2 separate regions of the Homo sapiens genome follow, and region 2 is linked to region 1. A link is an interaction called in ENCODE POLR2A ChIA-PET data of the cell type or tissue named here. Cell type or tissue: Caco-2. All regions are shown on one strand.

What was found. ChIA-PET counts read pairs that join two places held together with the same protein. Peaks named below come from ENCODE experiments on the same cell type or tissue, not always from the same donor. Only the 100,000 strongest peaks of a DNase experiment are listed, where the experiment ranks them.
Region 2: POLR2A ChIA-PET joins it to region 1 with 11 read pairs; 1 of 35 experiments calls an interaction of 5 or more read pairs at or near these places.

Annotation. Positions count from the first base shown.
Region 1 is chr18:7,130,076-7,135,075 of GRCh38, reverse strand. It overlaps the pseudogene SLC25A51P2. Among named protein-coding and RNA genes, the nearest start is that of LAMA1, 15 kb to the right of the region's middle. In Caco-2, no CTCF peak of the experiment used is centred here; DNase peaks (open chromatin) are centred at 2,206 and 2,525.
Region 2 is chr18:7,059,578-7,064,577 of GRCh38, reverse strand. The region is part of intron 3 of LAMA1 (laminin subunit alpha 1); the gene reads left to right. Among named protein-coding and RNA genes, the nearest start is that of LAMA1, 56 kb to the left of the region's middle. In Caco-2, no CTCF peak of the experiment used is centred here; DNase peaks (open chromatin) are centred at 77 and 2,607.

The DNA of each region.
Region 1 (5,000 bases):
AAATGTGATTTCTACGTGTTGAAGGCTGCACAGCAGCCACACAAGTCATGCTTCATTTCACCAACATTTATAATATGAGGTGATATATCTTGTTTTGAAGAAGTTAGCATTGGTGGCCTCTTTTCATGAGCTTCTGAATCCATCATGTTGCTTAAGATCTTTCTGGGGCTGGGCACAGTGGCTCACGCCTGTAATCACAGCACTTTGGGAGGCTGAGGCCGGTGGATTGCCTGAGGTCAGGAGTTCAAGACCAGTCTGGCCAACAGGGGGAAACCCTGTCTCTATTAAAAATACAAAATTTAGCCAGGCATGGTGGTGCGCGCCTGTAATCCCAGCTACTCGGGAAGCTGAGGAAGGGGAATTGCTTGAACCAGGGAAGTGGAGGTTGCAGTGAGCCGAGATCGCGCCATTGCACTCCAGCCTGGATGACAGAGTGAGACGCCATCTCAGAAAAAAAAAAAGTTTTGCTAGGTGCGGTGGCTCACGCCTGTAATCCCAGCACTTTGGGAGGCTGAGACAGGCGGATCACACAAGGTCAGGAGTTTGAGACCAGCCTGATCAACATGGAGAAACTCCGTCTCTACTAAAAATACAAAATTAGCCGGGCATGGTGGTGCATGCCTGTAATCCCAGCTACTCCAGAGGCTGAGGCAGGAGAATCGCTTGAACCTGGGAGGTGAGCCGAGATTGCGCCATTGCACTCCAGCCTGGGCAAAAGCGAAACTCTGTTTCAAAATAAAGAGATCTTTCTTTTTCATGAAGGACTTTTTTTTTTTAACCTGTAACACCATCTGAGCCTGGAGTTTTGCAGGATGTTAGCTTTTTGATAATGTTCCCAATTTCTTCCATTGTTATTGTTCTGTTAGTTTCTCTCTTCTGGAATCAATTCTGATAACTGGATTTCCCATTGCCAAGGCATCCTGCAGGACGGTGAGTGAGCCAGGGCCCATGCAGGCACCTATAATTCCATCTATATGAAAAATGTAAAAGGGCTAACCTGTAGTGACATAAAGAAAGACAGTGGTTTCCAGAAATAGGTGGCTGGAAACTGATTACAAAAGACAGTAGGCAACTTTTCGAGGGTGAGGAAAATGTTTTCTATCATGAATATGGGGGTGGCTGCAATTGTGTACATTTGTCAAACTTACCAAACTGTAAACTTAAAATTGCTGCAGTTTCTTTTCCATAAAATATACCTCAATAATGCTGATTAGGAAAAGGAGCTTGTATCTGAGCCAATCACTGGCAAACAGAATAGAATTACCTTGACCAACTTCAGTTTATCAAGATTCACTCCCCCGGGGTGAAAAAAAGCTGGTCTTCCCTCAAAACAGCCTGGAAGGAAGATAGGGTTACAATCAGCAGTGTCTTCTGCCCTGGGTCATCTATATGCAGACTTTGGAGAACACAAATGCCCTTATTGAAATGATGGACTCTTCATCTCATAATTAAAATCCAGCCTTTCATAGTAGTAATTACCTATTGAACCAAAACTGTGCAGAATGTTAATGAAAAATAGCCATTCAATTAGAAGTCACATATCAAACAAAACCTCCAGCTCAACAAGCAGGCAACTAAGGAAGAGTAGATTAAGCTACCCTGGAACAACTTGTGACACTGTGACCAACACATATGGTATGTGACCTTCTTTTAACTCTTCTTTTCCTTTGCTCCATGTGGGTTATTTTATTTTCAATCCTTGGCTGCTTAGCTTATCCTTCTGGCTTTGAAGGGAGGTCATTGTTGGCCTAAATCAGAGAGGAAAGGCATATGCTGCTTAGCTCTTGAAATGTTTATTTTTCTCCACTACATATGTTTTGCTTCCTTCTCTAATGTCTGTACTGAAATTTAAGAAGTCTGCCTTACACTGATGGTTCTCACTACAATGGGTCTAGGGTGGTCCCGGCTTCTCCCTAGCATTTTACGTGTGAGTTACAGAGCTATGCATAACTTCTGCTCTGCTACTAGTGATGCATTATTGGTACTTAAGGAATTAAGGCACAGATTAAGATCTGGTATCAGCTCACTTGAAACATCTGATATTTAAGAAACTCAATCTGATAGAAAAATAATCGGTGCATTCTTTTAGATTCTTTAGGTCCTAGATACCTTAGGAATGTAGGTAATCAAAAAACAAACAAGCCTGACCTCATTATCTCAGTCTCTTTTCTTCTTCAAAGCCCTCCCTGAGTTAATAAAGACGTAAAGCTGTGCCCTGGGCTATAAAGAAGGTTAATATGAGAATCTGTTTGAATAGCACTGTGTCTTGGAAACCTGTAACTAAAAGTATTGTCCGTTATGCTGATAATCCACAAATACATTCACTCTTGAAATTATTTAGGCTTCAGTGTTTGTCTCTGCAGATAAATGTCCATGTTTTCTTTCATTAGAACATGAAAACCTTGCAGTCCTTAGTTGTCAGGAAACATAAAAGCGAAACCTACCGCAGAATTATAATGATGAGTGTAGTGTAGATACAACTGAAATATTTGCTTTTGTAAATGGTCTCCGTCAGAGCCCCCGGCAAAGGCTCAGCTCTAGAGACCTGGGCCCTCCAGATAACATGACTCTAGACTCACTTCTTTCTTAAGGCCCCTTCTTGCCCCTAGTAAAGTTCTCATTCCACACCTGGAATTGGTAATGCATTGTCTCAGGACACACTTGGAGGACGTCTGGAGCAGAAGGAAAAGAACCTCCCCATCCTAGCACGGATTAGAGTCTCCTGAATTGGGGTCCTCAAGAGAACCCCAAGCTGCTCCAATAATAAGCTTCCCTGTTTGCCGCAAACTCCATCTGAATGGCTACCCTGTGGAAAGCAGTCCTGATTGTGCTTTGGATGCTGGCGTGGCTTGATCTTGCCTATCCCTGTCTTTCTGGCTCTCCATTTCTTCTCCATGTTCAGCGGGAATTCCTAGACCTGAGTTCTAGCTCTCATGTTTCTCCCAGCACTGTCCTAGCATAGTCTACAAGAATTTCTCTGTGGTCCTCGTTAGCACTATTTTCCTAATATTTCTGGTTCTCCCCCACTTACAGGCACATAATAGGGCCCCACTATCATGGTTTCTTGAGGTTAGGTATGACCAGGTGATTTGCCGTGGACTACGGAATATAAACAGAAACTTTAAGAGCCAGTGTGTGACTTACTTCTTTACTTGCCTCAGTGGGAAGCATATGTTGAAACGAAGCTTCCATCAGCTGGGATCCCCGAGTTACAATAGTGAACGGAGCCCACTGCTAACCCACAATAATCGAGAAAGAGATCTCTGTTGTTTTATGCTTCTGAGGTTTGGGACTTGTTTGTTACCGCAGTATAACCTAGCCTATCCCCATGTTATGTCCTCCCCTGGGTTGGTCTTTAATTTTTCTGTTTTCCCAGTATTGTATAACATTTTCACATCCCGTATTTCATTAGATATTTCAGGACTTAGTTTGAATTTTTTTTTTATTTTACACCTTATTATCCATCATTATTCTTAGCGACATCAACATCCATGTTTACAACCTTTAGCATCTTAGAATCATAGTTCCTGCCCACCTTACCTGTAGAACGTTTCTTCTTCATATCAGCAGTCACTAAATCAAACCTTTTTCCAAATTCCAATCTCCACACCCCTCTGCCTGGATTCATCTTGATTAAGCTACTAGAGGCATTAGGTGCCTGTTTCCTCATTGAAAAACAATGCTAATCAGCCTACCTTATCTCCTAGGGCTGCTGTGGGGATTCAGTGAGACAATGCACAAAAGCCTGGGCCCAGTCTCTGGCACATTACATGTGCTCAGGAGCTGCTTGCTCTAATAATTATTGTCATTATGATGTACTGTCAGCAACTGCTCTCTACCACACTCAATAGACTTACTCTCCATTCTTGATATTTTGTTCTAATTCTCATTTTGTTTTAAATTTCTAATTCTTGATCTATCAGCTTCCTTTGACGATGGAGGACTCCTGTGTTTTAGCTCCATGCATCTGGGCTGTGGCTCCCCCTAAATCACTCATCCCTTAACCTGGAGTTGACTGCAGATGCGTGAAGGAGCTCAGGAGGGCCAACAGAAGAAGCATCCAACTGAGCGCATCTAGCTGGCAACCCACAGAATCATCTTGAGGAAAATAAATGATTGTTGCTCAAAACCATTAAGTTTGGGGTTGGTTTATGATACAGCAAAAATGAAAGCACACTTTTTAGCTCTGCAAACTCAAGCAGGTTAGCCAGCCTCTGTGAATCTCTGTGGTTTTACCCATAAAACGGGAATCATATTTATCTTGCATAAGCTGGGCACAGTGGCTCACGCCTGTAATCCCAGCACTTTGGGAGGTTGTGGTGGGTGGATCACCTGAGGTCGGGAGTTCGTCATGGCCAACATGACGAAACCCCAACTCTACTAAAAATACAAAAAAATTAGCTGGGCATGGTGGCGGAGCCTGTAATCCCAGCTACTTGGGAGGCTGAGGCAGGAGAATCGCTTGAACCCAGGAAGCAGAGGTTGCAGTGAGCTGAGATTGAGCCATTGCATTCCAGCCTGGCAACAAGAGTGAAACTCCGTCTCAAAAAAAAAAAAAAAAAATTGTCTTGCATACGAGGATTAAGCAGCTGGCATAGTAATGGCTCAGCAAAGGGCATGTCAGTTATCTTCTCTAACTTTCTGGCGTCCTCATCATGACCATTATTTCCTCCTTTGTTCTTTCTCCTTCCCCAAATGTCCCTACTCCAGCTCTCACGTTCACTGGGTCAATCATGGATCCCCTTTTCAGGGAAGGTTCCACCATCTTCTAGGAGCCCTCTTGTCTTGCCTTGCTTTCACTTCAGTTCTCCATGACCTTTCTCTGCACAGTCTCAACTTGGTGAGCTCCTGCATATCAGTGACTTTGAGATCATGCAAAGAAGACTCAGTCCTCTGGCCTCAGCCACAATCTCCATCTGTCTTGAATTTCCAGCTGTTTTTCTAACATTGCCATTTGACTATCTGGTAACATCGAAATGACAACAATCAAACTGTGCTCA
Region 2 (5,000 bases), 70 kb after region 1:
GAACAATGGGTCTTTCACTGTAAAGTCCTGAGTTTGGGGCTCTGGTTTTGTATTTTGTGAAGTATCATCATGCCTTGCCAGAGCTCAGTAAGAATGTGACCGAAATCAGGTCATGAGAAAGATAAGATTTCAAACATCCCCTCGGAGCTGTTTGCTTGACCTCCACTGACTTAATTGGTTTCTATGGAGTTGGCCCCTGCCTAGAAATACTACATTCCTACTCATTTTCAACTTAGACAGCTCAGTCTTTCACAAGGTTGAATCTTCATACCATTCACTTTTCATCTCTTTTTTTTTGGAGGGGGTGTTATTATAAAATATGCATATCATAAAATTTACCATTGTAACCTTTTTTTGTATTAAAAATGGCATATTCTCTATTTTGCATACTTTAATTTCAGAACAAAATAAACAAAAAAAAATCCACAATACACAACATCCAATCCTGCTGTCAGAGTAGGGAGGGAATGGGGGCTTGACACCCTTGTTTCCTGCCTTCAATACAAAGACAGGAGAGAAAAAAACACTAGACATCAGCAGGGGGAGCCAGGTGGGACAGGGGCACTTGAGGCTGCAGTGGGAGCCATTTTAACCATTTTTAAGTGTACAGTACAGTGGCATTAAGTATATTGTGCAACCGTCACCACCATCCATCCCCAGAACTTTTTCATCTTCCCAAACAGAAACTCTGTACCCCTTAAACACCAACTCCACGTTCCTCTCTTCCCCCAGCCCTGGGTAGCCTCCATTCAGCTTTTGTCTATGAATTTGATTACTCTGGGTAATCAAGCTTACATAAGTGGAATCATATTCTATTTGTCCTTTTGTCTGGCTTATTTCACTTAGCGTACATAATGTCCTCAAGGCTTATCTATGTTGTAGCATGTATTACAATTTCCTTCCTTTTAAAGACTGAATAATATTCCATTGTATGCATAGACCATATTTTGTTTAGCCATTCATCCATCAACGGGTACCTGGGCTGTTTCCACCTTTTAGCTATTGTGAATAATGCTGCTGTGAACATTGGTGTACATGTGTATTCGAGTCCCTGCTTTCTCTTCTTCTGGATATATACCTGGAAGAGGAATTTCTGCATCATGTTGTAATTCTATGTTTAATTTTTTGAGGGACCACCATACTGTTTTCCATAGTACCTGCACCATTTTACATTCCCACTGCATCTTTTAAAAAAATAAACAAAAGCCTTCCTATATATTATGTATCCTACATATTTGGATATTCTCTTTTAAAAAATAAGCTTTAAATATTATGATTTGTCAGTTAGATACTCAGTGAAGTTAGATGTGTCTAAAGAAAAAGGAGAATCTTCAAGTAGAATATAGACCAAGGATCCATATAAAAAGTGAAATTTTACACACTCACAAGAAACAATACTTTCTCATCTCTCTAGTGCTAAAACTATCAACGATTCAGCTAGATTTAGGGCCCAAAGGAAAGAAAACACATAATTATTGTTTCTGGGTGTTGTAAATGTATAACTAATAGGTTAATGTTTAATGGAGTTCGTTAAGTACAGATTTGCACAGCTTTTCTGGGCAGTATCACCTGTTGGATTTTAGAGGCTTAATGATTAAGGGCCCCTTTTACTGTCACTGAGTGTGATGCTCGTGTGTTTTCTCATAATAAGGCATGCGAAGAAGGGATGCAAGCTGTAAGCTCTTCACCATCGCTCCATCAACTGGAGCAAAAACAGGTCAATGTGAGGACTAGGAGAAGAGGTGAAAAGAAGTTGAATTTTTAGCCAGATATTCTCTGGGACTGAGGCAAGAGCGGGGAAGTGTGGGCTTTGGGGCCATGTAGGAGAGAACTCTGCACTCTTCCTACAGTGGAGAGAGGGATCTGATCGAGCTGGAAGACACTGCTTGGCCTCTTTGTGTTTTCCTTCTCACTCATGTTTTGGCCTTTTAGAAAACCCTGTAAGACCCGTTGCTTTTATCTCTGCTCTGGTCTCTTGGTGTTTACAAAGTCAGCACCACCATCTCTCATGATTTCCAGGCACCAACATCCAATCCTGTGACCTTCAGCTCCGGTGACCCTGTAGCTCCTTGGTTTCAGTCCCTGGGATGGTCTAAGCGTTTTAACCACGGTGCACAAACATCTGCGTGATGGCCGACAGCCCTGGCCAGGCGCCCGCCGGCTCTCTCCTGCCATCTCTGCACTCCTTCCTCTGTGCTCTGCCCTCAGAGTTCCCCTCAGTGTCTTTCCTCACCTTTGCTCCAGTTACCTGGACATCTCTCATCTGGTTTCAGAGATACCTTCTCTTACCTTCAGGGAAGACTTCCCTGACTATCTGCCTTCTCCAGAGTTAATGGGCCTTCCCCCAACACCCAGACACTCTCACAGCCTCCACCCTTCTCCCTGGTGACTTGGTCAGCCTCTGGCTTTCCCACCAGGGCATTGGGTCACATAGACCTTCCATCCACTGCCATATTTGTGGCACCTGGCTTAGTCCCTGTGACAAAGCAGATGCTCAGTTAATGATGACTGGACGAAGCTTCAGTGAAAAATTGTTAGTGGGCGTCCCTTGTCCCCAGTGTCCTGTGTCCATGTGGAGTGTTCCTTTGCTCACCCCTCCCCCACCTGTCCTCAAGGGAGGAGCAGTCATTGCCTAACTCGGGGACAGCTGACTCTCTCCCCCAGGGCACAGTGTGCTCTTCTTTTCCCGTGCAGGCTGTTCTCAGACGCACAGGTACTGGCCCACAGGACAGAGCTTCCAGGGTGGGTCCACAAGCACCCACTCAGGCTGTGATGCAGGAGGGAGTGTGTCGAGCAGGCCTCCACCGCGCCCATCTACATCATATCCTCCAGTTTTGCTTTTTTATGGAATATTGCAGACTGCTTTTTCCAATCTCCATGACAGATTTGTGAGCCTACTTCCACATCAGAAGAGGAAGGAAGGGATGCCATTCATTGCCACCACTGTCCCAACATGAACAAATGGGGAACTGCATTTTGGAGAAAGCCTAGTGTGATTTCAAAGGCTTAGATGGTCCTAGGTGAAAACTTGATAGTTAACGGCCAAGGGAATCGTTAGGAGTTGGGGAATAGAAAAGGTGCTTTTTGGATTTCTTAGGTCTGAGAATGGCCTGTAACTGCATTTCACAAGTGGGTTTATATCATTCTAGGGGCACTTGGCTGTCATGTGGATCTTACAAGGTGGGGAAAAGAAATGAAGATCCTCACAAAGAGCATTTGGTGACATGCCTGGCTGTGGTTTTGAGGCTGTTCCAGCTAATTTTCCACAAATTTAGCAAAATCACCAAGAACACCTCGTCAACTTGAGCAACAGGAACAATTATAGGGAGAAATACATCGAGACTAGGAAGGGAAGACAACCTTTTACTTGTCTGTTCTGTTTCTTAGATAAAGCAGTTCAACACTTTTTGTGGGGGATGAGGGACAGGGTCTTGCTCTGTCATCCAGGCTGGAGTGCAGTGGCACCATCACGGCTCACTGCAGCCTCGACCTCCCAGGCTCAAGTGATCCTCCCACTTCAGCCTCTCCATGGCTGGGACCAAAGGCATGCACCACCATGCCTGCATGATTTTTTTTGTAGTTTTTGCAGAGATGAGGTTTTGCCGTGTTGCCCAGGCTGGTCTCAAATTTCTGGGCTCAAGCAGTCTGCCCACCTTGGCCTCCCAAAGTGCTGGGATTACAGGCATGAGCCACCACCCCCAGCCTGCACACTTTTTAAAACAACAATACTATTAGTCACCCTCAAATGGAAATGGTGACACCTGGACCGTGGGTCAGCTTGCGGGGTGGGCTCCTTTTGAAATCGCTTTTCTAATTGATGGAAGTCAGAACTGCTTCTGACAGGTGTTTGAAGTATTTCTTTCCTATCTTCAGATTACCGATCATGGGTTACTATTTACGTTTTAAATGGGCTCGTATCTCTGTGCCCTCTATTTGTCAGCAATCATCTCTCTTACTTTGGCTTTTCTTCAATGTCCACTTTAAGTATCTCAGCATGGTTCTGAAGGGAGCATTCCTAGATTGTCTGAGACATGAATTTTAAGAATTTTAAGGAAAGAAATCTGCTTGATCTAAATTTATCACTATTGGCAGCCTGTCCCTCCTCCCCTAATCAAAACAAAAAGCAAAAAGAAAAGGAGCAAAAAAGAGAAAAGTTACTGGACAAGGACATATTTTGTTTTGTTTTAATTTTGGGACATGTTTATTTTGCACATCTAATGGTAGCACCAAATTTAAAGAGAAACAAATCACGTTTTATTCTGAAATGTTCTTCTCGTTTATGAAGCTGTTTCTTTTTGTCTGTTGAGTATGCTGCTCCTAAAATGAGATAACAGTTAAAACTGCCAACTGAAATATAATATAAATGACATTTCAAGTAATTGCTCTGAGAAATGTATTTAAAATGTGTATTGCAGACATCCTTCCTTCCCTCTCAGCTCCCTAGCATCTCAGTTTTTGCTAGTTTTTGTTGCCACTTCACGTGCTGATAATTGACTAAGTGCTTTCGTGATTGACACGCTATAAAACTGGAAGTGAGCCATATCTGCATTGGTAATTAGCCTCCTATTAAATCACTGCTTCTTTATTCATGAGTAGTAAGTGTTAATTCAAATGGTCATTTTACATTTCATTCTCTAATAATTTCATGAGACATAAATCTCACAGAGCACAAAATCGCCACTTTCACAGGGATAACTCAGCAATATTATTTATCAAATGCACTTAACTGTTCATCTAAATCTCTTTTGTCTGGGAAAAGTTTATTTCCTTCATGCAAGAGAGAAAACATGCCTTCATTCACTGTTCAGTTACCACCGTGGAGGCAGGTAGGTTCTTTTATGGAGAATTTTCAGACCGGAGTCATGCCTGGTATTGAGCCCCATAGATTTCCTGAGAGCCTGCGGAGAACAGCTGCACTTTCTGTGGAGAGGAGAGGCTTCACTTCTGTCTGCACATGGGAAGTTGACCTCTGATGCTGGAAAATTAGGTTATCTGTATTT